2 separate regions of the Mus musculus genome follow, and region 2 is linked to region 1. The links are chromatin loops, found by intact Hi-C in ENCODE. Cell type or tissue: heart. All regions are shown on one strand.

Region 1 (5,000 bases):
AGGCTACCCTTGAACTCATAGAGACCTGCCTGCTTCTACCTTCTAAGTGCTGGAATTAACGACATGTGCCACCATGCCTGGCCTAAACGCCTTCTGATTGGCCACATGATAATTCAGTTTTAAGAGACTTTTGTGAATCTGAGTAACATTTGTATTTTAAAAAGTTTCTTTTGTTTCCTTTTATTTTTCCCTGAATGATGAGAAATGGATTGGGCACATAAGTTCAGTGTGTAGAGAAAAGGTTACATTGTCCAGAATAGCTTTACTGAAGGAGACTGTCCCATGGAGAGTAGAGCTAGCTGGCTTCTGGCAGCTTCTCAGGCTTTGCGTCTGGCCGCACAGTTTTAGAACCAGAATCTGGAAAATGAGCCATGTCTTCCAACAGCTCCCACAGAACACTCCAGGGGAAATTCCATTATCCCAGAAAGGAATCCTGCACCCTTTGCTCTATTAGTCAGCTTTTATCGCTGTGGCATACCTGAGAGAAATAGCCCCAAGGAGGAAAGGTTTATTAGCTAAAAAATTGTTTTACGTTTATATGTTTTGTGTGTGTGCTCAGGGGTGATAGATGTGTTCTTTCTTTACACCGTCTAGTTTCTCTTGCTTTATCTCTTGCTGGCCCTTTCCTTAGTTAACTTTGGTGTTTTGTGTTTCCCATCCTGGTTTCAGAAGTTCAGCCTGTGGTTAGCTTACTTTCAGATATGTGACACTGACACGCTTAGGTTTCTATTGCTGTGAGAAAACACTATGACCAAAAACAGCTAGGGGAGGAAAGGGTTTATTTCCTTCATACTTCTACTACACAGTTTGTCATCCAAGGAAGTCAAGGGAGGAAGTTAGGACAGGAACCTGGAGGCGGAAACTGGGGCAGAAGCTGTACTACTCAGTGTCTGGCTCCTGCTTTCTTATACCATCCAGGACCACCAGCCTAGGGGTGACACTTCCCACAGTGAGCAGGGCCCTCCCACATCAACCATCAGTCAAGGCAATGTACCACAGGCTTGCCCACACAACAGTCTGGTGTAGACATTTCTTAGTAGAGGCTCCCTCTTCTAAAATGACTCTAACTTGTGTCAGGTTGACATCTTAGCCAGCACTGGCAGAAAGGCACAGTGAGACAGGCTGCTCACCTCAGTAGCCAAAAGCAGAGAGAAAAGAAAAGGAAGGGTCCAGGGACAAAAATGCATCTTGAAAAGACACGCCTGTCGCTAGATGTGGTGGCACACCTCCGTAAGCCCCGCACACAAGAGGCTGAGCAGGAGGAACATGAATTTGAGTCCAGGCTGAGCAACATAGCAAGTCTGATCAGGTGGGTTTTTTTTTTTATTCTTTTTTGTTTGTTTGTTTTTTCGAGACAGGGTTTCTCTTTATAGCTCTGGCTGTCCTGGAGCTCACTTTGTAGACCAGGCTGGCCTCGAACTCAGAAATCCGCCTGCCTCTGCCTCTCTGTTGGGATTAAAGGCGGGCACCACCACGCCCGGCTCTGATCAGGTTTTTAAAGTAAGTGAAGAGTATGCCTCCAGTGATCCTCTTCCTCTGACTGGGCTCCATTTCCTAGTAGCTCTTTCAGCTATGAATAGATTGACCCATTATCAGGTTAGTGATCCACTTACCTGCCAACAGCACGAATCTGGAAACCAAGTCTTTTTAGTACTTGAGCCTTTGGGGGAGGGGCTGTCGAGAGGGGCAGTTCATATAATAGCAGCCATTGACTGTCAGCTCTCTAGCCCTTTCCATTCCCCTCTATCATGGAAATTCTTAACCTAACAATATTTTTAGTCTGCATGGACTTGCATTTCATGTAAATGGAGTCATGTAACCTGCAGTCTCGTAGACTTGTCTTTCATTTAGTGTAGTACAACACGGTTCATCCATGTTGAAGCATGCATTTAAGGATTCCCTCCTTCCTTTTTTGCTTCCTTTTCTCCTTCCTGTCCCATACTTAGTATATTCCAAGCTAGCTTGGAACTCATCCTGTAGGAGATGACCTGACCATCTGAGTACTGCTAGGATCATAGGTGTGGGCCACAGTTCTCAGTCTCTTTAGTTATTTGACTTGAATGCATCTCATTCAAGTTAGGGTTTGGTTAGGGGCAAATTCAACAACTCAGCTTTGAAGCTACAACCCACACCTGCTTTATACATTTCAAGCATCTGCATGCAAACAGAAACACTAGCTTAGTTCGAATCTTGATCTTCGAAGAACCAAGTCGTCCTCTGTCATAAACTTGCTCAGAAGTGGAAATAGCAGGAAGGTGAAGTGCCATGCCTTACAATTCACGCTCTTGCTGGGAAGTGATGTCCATTTGCCTTTTGCTTTTTGCTTCCCCCCCCCCCCCCCCACTGCCTACCCTGAAAAGAGACTCACTGTGTAGCCCAGGCTGGCTGTCTTCTGCCTTGGTTACTCAGTGCCAAACACAGGAGCATTCCATCTCCTGGCTTATCCTTCTGTGTTAAATATGTGACACAGGCATGACAGGCGCTGTGTGTACCAAGAAAGAAGCAGAAAGGGGGTCCAGTCTGCTAACACTTGGTCAAACTGAGACTCCCTCTAAAAGCTCTAAACTAGGCAAGTTAGTAAGCACAAATAATAGATCACTCTTTGTGTAGATGCAGACCCACCGAGTTGGTTGGTCTCAGAAGGGAAGATCAGCTGAAGACTCCTCTGCACTGAGGAGAGAGGCATTAGCTGTCTCCTGGAGTGTGGTGACAATCCAGCAGGCCACACATACTGGTATCACTTGAGAACACCCAGGTCCAGGTAAATGTCCCCAAATTAACGGCCTGGTTACAGCAGAATCCAGGAGACTGTGTGGCTAAAGAAAGCACTTTTGCTGCTTTGGGGAAGGTGATTCATGTCACTGGCTGTAATCAGATGGCTCTTCCTAGGGGGAGCTCTTTATTCCAAATGATCCCCAGTCAGCTACAATGACATTGTTCTCTTTGGTATTGCCAGCTGAGAGTCCACAGCAGGACAGAGCAGACCTCCCCACTTAGCCCATGGAAAGGGGCTCATAGCATTGTTTTCTGAAGAGACGGGAGTTCAGGGCTTTTGCTATCAAAATAATCACATATTTTAAAAATCTGAAGCCAGCCTGGACTACAGTGCAAGACCCTGCCCCAGGGAGAAAACCAATCTGAAATCAGACCACACCGACAAACGCCTTCCCTCTTGGGTTATCACCAGGGCAGGCAGTCCATCTGTGGACCACGGGGCTAGTGTGCAGCCAAGAAGCTGCAGATGCATGCCAGCTTCCTTCTCACCGTCTGCTGAGGGGAGCCACGCTTTTCCTGGTGTTCTGTCAGCTTCAGTAATGCAGAGGCCTCTGGGGGTCTGAACCCATGAGGTTCTTTAGGGCTTCCTCCGGACTTTTCTGCTTTCCAGTGTCAGTGGTGAGAGAGGTGCGAGTGGTGAGGGAGACTTGTGACACTGGCTCAGGTCCTCTACGTGAGTGCTCAGCTCTGATGCTGGGCTTTGAGGAAATGAGTTACCAGGTGGGTAGTAACATCAGCCAGGGATTGGGTCGTACTTTTCACTCTTACAGACTTCAGCTAAATCTAAGAAAACCCAAAGGACCAGCAGCCCCAAGCCCTCAATGGGAAATTCCCAGCTTGAGCTTTCTTCACCTTCGTACAAGGTGCCAGACCTGTGCATGGCCCTGGGAATAGTTCGTGTGTGTCCCTCCCTTGTAAACAGATGACAGACACTAAGGAAAACATAAATCTCTGCCAAAGAACCTAGTTGCAGATGATTTGTGTATTAGTGGTTCTGCCAGTTTTGATATGAGAAGTGGAGACTTGAGCCCAGCTCTGAATGAAGAAAGGTCACTTGTGCTCCCAAACACAACCCTGTCCTTGCTGGTCCAGTTTTGGAATTAATTTCCTAATCTATCATTTCAAGCATGCTATTGAGTCTTTTTGTTGTGAGGGGAAATTGTTTAACTGTGCTGTCAAATCTGGGCCTTGGTCAATTAAAACTCTAACACTCCTTTCACTCTGAGTAAGCCTCCCTGTGGGTGAGACACAGTGAGTAAGATGGCAGGGTGTGGTGGCTCACGCCTTTAATCCTAGCACAGGCAGGTAGTTCATCTCTTGAGCTCCAGGTCAGCTCTGTGTACAAGAGCAAGTTCCAGGCTAGCCAAGGCTACACTCAAATAGCAAAGGGGAAGGCATGGATCCTGTACGCAGTGAGCTCCAGGGCAGGTAGCCACTTCTCCCCAACTGAGCAGTAGTAGAAATTGGAGTGCGCGCAGCTACAGGGTTTGTGTCCCTGTTCTGTGAGGTCCAGCACAGCAGCTGGGGTGTGGAGCACTGGACTTGTCCCGGGCCCACCACTGTGGACTATGGCAGGTTTCTACCTCCCTGAAGTGGAGTTTGATTAATGCAGGTATGAGATAAGGTTAAACAGCCCCTCAGCAATGTCTTCTTTGGGGTCTTTTAGTAAATGGTCACAGTTTGTCTATTTGTTACCCTTTTCGTTAATTTCTTTCTCATAGCCAAAGATCAGGCCTTGTGGCTCTTTTGTGTTCCTACTGGGAGCACAGTGGGGCTGCTGTCTCTGTTGAATGATTGTAATCAGGGGATGAAAAGATGATTCTAAATAACCTTTTCAACCCAAAACCTCTTCTGTTGGTGCCTGGTTATTGAGATTGGTGTTAAAGATTACAGGGAGTGACGGTCTTGTGCCTTCTCACAATCCTACTGATAAGTTCTACCAGTCACTTCGTTAGGAGCCTCCTCTTCAGTTCCTTTCCAGGCTTCTTATAGACAGACAGGTAGCCCAGGGCCTCACAGGCATGCAGCAGCAGACTCTTTCTACAGAGAGCAGTGAGTCAGAGTCCCACTGAGGGCACAGAGCAAAGTAGAACATGGAACGCGTGTATCCTTAACCAGACAGTAGTTACCACTCAGTTGTAGGGAACTTTGTCATGATTACAGAAGGTCAGTACTGCTGCACATAGAGAACCAGGATGATGCATACAGTGCATTTGGCCTAATTT
Region 2 (5,000 bases), 65 kb after region 1:
TCCACATTCTCCAAGCAAACACCTCATCACTCATTTCCCAGCCCAGCCACGGACCTTTACCAGGTGCCCCCAGGGCCTGGAAGTCCAGCCCAGGACATTTATCAGGTGCCACCTTCCGCTGGCATAGGGCATGACATCTACCAAGTTCCTCCATCTCTGGACACTCGCGGATGGGAGGGAACAAAGCCACCGGCAAAGGTAAGGCCAACCTGGTAGAGCTGGAACCCCCTGGGGTCAGCCTAGGGACCTGGCCACCACAGTGCCCACACTCTAGTATCATTATGTATTTGGTCTGAGGTCCAGGAGGGAGGTATCTGGACAAATGTCTCCATTTATTTGATGCAGGTGGGTGAGTAGGGACACCAAGGTGGCCATAGAGGAGGAGGAAGTCTTCAGTAGGCTGCCCTGAAATGGAAAAGGTTAGTCACAGGCTACAAGACAGTCTCTCTCAGGGCCTGATAGCTGAACCTGAAGGGGAGGAGCTCGGGAGGAGGAGCCTGCACAGCCACATTGAGGTCAGCTTACTCTGGCGTGAGTGGAAATATGATGTGAACATAAAGCCTGTGGGTGGGCCAGGAAAAGCCTCAGCATGACAGCACAGGGAGAGCTGAGAAGAGCAAGGCATCTCCTCTTGGAAATTGCATCAGAGGCTGGGACCAGAGAGACTGCCCACTTCCTAAGGAGCTGTCTTGAGGGTAGTTATGTCACTCGGTTGCCTTTGTCCCACCCAGCTGCCTGGGAGGCGAGGTGTGAACCTTGTCTGGTGTATGTCACTTAAAGGGACTAAATGAGAACCGAGGATCATGCCCCAGAGGCTCTGGTAGAGGCAGCCGACTGTGGTGGGCACAGCAGCACATGCTCAGCTAAGGCAGTTTCGTGTTCTGATGATGTCTCGTCCAGAGCCACCTATGTCTGCTGAGACATTGGCCTCGTGCATGCTCAGTTATGGCACTGAGCCTTTGTCTTCAAAGCCACAGAGGGCCAAGGTGAAAACTTAACTGATACCAGCTAGAAAGCAGGTAGTATCGCCCCATGCCTGCCCACAGAGACGCTCGGCATCTAACTGGCCTGAGCAGGCCTGCAGAGGATTTGATTCCTTGGATCTGACCACCAGCCATCGCTAAGTCACTGGACCCACTTACTGTACAACCTGCCTCTTTAGTCACGTGACCAAGGAGACGCAGGTAATAGGGGCTGTCGAGATGGCGGGTGAAAGCATTAACTGCTCTTCCGAAGGTCCTGAATTCAAATCTCTGAAACCACATGGTGGCTCATGCCTTTAATCCCAGCACTTGGGAGGCAGAGGCTGGCAGATCTCTGAGTTCTAGGCCAGCCTGGTCTACAGAGTGAGTTCCAGGACAGCCAGGCCTACACAGAGAAACTCTGTCTCAAAAAAAAACAAAAAGAAAAAAGAAAAAAAACCACCCATAATGAGATCTGACGCCCTCTTCTGGTGTGTCTGAAGACAGCAGCAGTATACTTATTTATAGTAATAAATAAATCTTAAAAAAAAAAAAAGAAAGAAAGAAAGAAAAGCTGGTCATAGAAGCCTACCATCAAATCAAGGCCCTGCCAACTGGGGGTGGGGGGTGAGGTGGAGAGGGAGGGGTGGGGTATCCTGTGTCCAGTGAGCCTTGAGACAGGCCAGAGTTCATCCCCTCCACACTCACTCCCCACATATGAGTGCAGTGCACACCTATCACACTCGTTCCCAGTCAGTTCCTCACCTCCTGCCCTTGCAGTAAAGCTTGGTCAGCTGTTCGTCTGGGCTGGAGGAGGAGGAAGCCCTCACCACCCAGAGGCTCACCAGCTGTGTGTTGCCTGCCTTTGCTGTTCCTGAGACTCTGACAGCCGAGGAAGAAAAGCTTTGTCGTTCCCGGGCTGAGCAGCCATGATGTCTGCTTTTATTTTATGAACATGAAAGAAATGCTTGTTTGCCATAGAAAGTGCACAGTGTATGAGAAAGTCTAGAGAGAATTCCCTGCCCGGGATAATCACTGAGAAATGTTAGCACGTTTTGTCTAGCATCTCCTCTCTTTGTCTTTTACAGATGCATATATATAGTTTTTTGCTTCATTTGGTTTTTCAAGACAGGGTGGGTTTCACAGTAGCTCTGGCTGTCCTGGAACTGACTCTGTAGATCAGGCTGGCCTCAAATTCTCAGAGATCCACCTGCCTCTGCCTCCTGAGTGCTGGGACTAAAGGTGTGTGTGTGCTGCCACCACCACCTGGCTTCTTTTCTTTTCTTTTCTTTTCTTTTTTTTTTTTTCTTCTTCTTTTTCTTTTTCTTTTTTTTCTCTCTTTGTAAATTGTACAGCTTGATTTTATTACAAAGAGCATAGCGGCACACACCTAATGTACACGTTTGTGCCTACATCTTCAGGTCTTACTTTCAAAAACCTCTGGCCCTCTGGTATCTGTGAAACTATGACCCCTTGTTCCAGGCGCTGAGGGGACAGTGCCATAGCGTGTATTACCTGTGGGAGTAAATGATAAGGGTGGACCTGGGAGAGCTCGTTCCTGGAAGAATGGCCATCTGCAGTGTAGGTGGAGGAAGCAAGGTCCAGAATCCCCAGGAGCCTCTGCCAAAGGCTGAGGGACAGAGCCTAAACACGCAGGGAAGGCATCTGTCTGTCTGCAAGGCCACTTTTGAAGGAACGTTCCTGGGTCAGGAACTACGCTTGCCAGGGGAGAGAAACGCAAGTAACTAAGGTGTGTCTGTCTGGGCAGCAGCACCTCCTGGCCAGCAGAGGGTGGTGATGCTCAGCCAGGTAGGCACTTGTCAGGCCCCTTGATGTCCCTTTGGCACTCCATTCCCAGAGGAGGGACAGAGAGTGAGCAACCAAGCCAGCAGCTGGCGTGCTCGGGAGATGTTGTCCGTTTTGCAGTGGGAAAGATAAGCAGCCAAACTGTCTGGAGGGGTGGGGCCCCAACCCAGAATGAACAGCCAAGAGAGACTCCTCTTGTCTTTGTTCCCCCTACTTGACTCCTGCTGCTTGGATTCCTGCCTTGATCCCTGTAGAGTCAGGGCTACTCGGGAAGTTTCATCCCCATTTAGAACCAGCAAGCTGGGATATGCTTCTGGGTTCAGTCTTCCTCTTCCTTCAAACTTGTGGGGAGGTATAGGCTAGAAAGAAAAACAGCTCTCTCCAGCCCAGCCTAACGTGCGTTCTGTCTGTCTGTCTGTGTGTGTGTCTGTCTGTGTCCTCCCTCCAGGACCTGCTAATGGGGCATCAGGTGCAGAGAGCAGTGGAGTAGTGATTAGCTGGGCTCAGGAGCTCTCTGATGAATCCATTTCCATAATGAGCTGCTCTTCTTCCCTGCTTTCTCTGTTGAGCAGTAGCGAAGCCTTTGCTAACAGAAAATTCCTAACGGAAAAATGTTAGCTAGCCAACATAGCTGCTTACTGTCACCTGACTCGGGTGTAGGAATAGGAGCTCCCTTTGACGTTAGACTAACCACTGGGGGCTGAGGTGAGAGCCTCTGGCCTGGGCTTGCAGCTCTGACTACACAAGGCCCAGATGGCTGCTGGCAAGGCAGGGGTGCTCCTGGCTTGCCTCTGAGAGGTGCACTGTCTGCCCCTTTGGGGTTTGAATTCCCACCTAGGAAGCTTTGGGCCTAGAGAAGCCTCAGGCCTTGCCACAGGCTTCTCTAACCTGCCACGTCCCTCCAGCTCCAGTCTGCTCTGCCATGGGCAGGTTCCAACATCTAAAAATAACCCTGGAGGGGACTCAAGGCTGGGGCCTGAGCAGGGAGATGAGTCTGGAGAGGCAGCTGCAACTCCGCCCCCAGGCCCTGTTATTGGTGGCTAGGGACACCACACAGAGGAGACCCTGAAGCTGCTACAGTGGCGCATATACCAGCCTGCCAGGCTGTCTGCCAGGAGAGCCCAGAAAGAAGCCCAGCTGGCCTGAATGTCAACTGCCTAGCTCAAATGTGCTGCCTGGGAGGTTGTCAGGCCTGGGTCTGCTGAGTGCCCCTGTGCCGTGTGGGGGCTGGGAACGGGGAGATGGCACTCGTGTGCCTGCCGAAGCTTCAGTTGGCTCCTAGGATGTCAAGCCTGAAGGAGGCAGGGTGTGTGTGGAGGCCCTGAGTCAGCCCTGTCCCAGACATCCCCTTTGATTAGAAAACAAAAGGCCTTTCTGTGGAGAAGGCTGAGCAGGGAGCCCCGTGGGGGAGGTTACCCTGAGCCTGCCTGGAGAATCTTGTGGGGGGGAGGCTGCCTGGCCCATTTCCATCCCTACCAGGCTGAATGCTGCTGTCAGGGGACAGCATGGTCTGGGGTTAGTGTATGAGCATCCCAGAGTATACCTCCTGACCCTGCTTCTTCTCCATACAGAGCCCTAGCTTTGCCATGGATCCAAGGGTCAAGGCCCTGGGGAGGAAGCGGCTGGCTCTCTCTGACCAGTGATTCCCACTGAGGGCTTACCCTTTCAGGTGGGCAAGGCAGCCATGGGTGTGGGTACAGAGAGCATAGGGTTGTGGTTCCACTTAGAATCCCTTTGCCATGTAGCTGACCTTATATTCTAGCCCCGTGTGTCTTTTAGTCCCACCAAGTATGCTGTGAGCAAGGGAAGGCTGCTTGCTACAACTGCAGGCAGCATTCTTTGCCTCCAGAGTCTAGAGGTGATGGTGATTAGGTCATTCTCGTGCTGAGCAGAACTTTCTGGGGCAGGGCAGCTAACAGGTCATATGTACCAACAGGCATGACACAGGAGCCCTGACATGGGGTCCTGCTGTGCTCAGGACTCCAGTGCAGGCTGCCCCTTGCTTGCTGGCATTGCCTCTGGAGCCAGGTCTTTGTACCCTTCCTGTTCCATTTTGTCGACTGTGTGTAACCATACTTGCACCCTATTCTGTGGAATCTACTGGGTTGTCCAACCATAGAGACTTCCTGTTTCGTGGCCCAGAACCAGGGAGCTCTGAACAACACCTAGGGGTGTCATTATAATTTCACAAACCCTGCATTTCACTGCAGAAAAGGAGCTCCCAGGGAATGA

Evidence for each region. Peaks named below come from ENCODE experiments on the same cell type or tissue, not always from the same donor. Only the 100,000 strongest peaks of a DNase experiment are listed, where the experiment ranks them.
Region 2: it touches region 1 in a loop (2.2-fold over the local background); 3 of 42 quality-filtered maps call a loop at or near these places.

The regions. Positions count from the first base shown.
Region 1 is chr8:111,781,096-111,786,095 of GRCm38, reverse strand. The region is part of intron 5 of Cfdp1 (craniofacial development protein 1); the gene reads left to right. Among named protein-coding and RNA genes, the nearest start is that of Gm39252, 29 kb to the right of the region's middle. In heart, a CTCF peak has its summit at 2,902; no DNase peak of the experiment used is centred here.
Region 2 is chr8:111,715,897-111,720,896 of GRCm38, reverse strand. Bcar1 (breast cancer anti-estrogen resistance 1) reads left to right here. Exons shown (of 7, transcript NM_009954.3): 2 at 1-198. Among named protein-coding and RNA genes, the nearest start is that of Gm51589, 23 kb to the left of the region's middle. RefSeq lists an enhancer at 2,515-4,692. In heart, CTCF peaks have their summits at 1,455 (motif pointing left) and 2,743 (motif pointing right); DNase peaks (open chromatin) are centred at 2,886, 3,756 and 4,146; H3K4me3 peaks cover 1,440 bases; H3K27ac peaks cover 3,950 bases.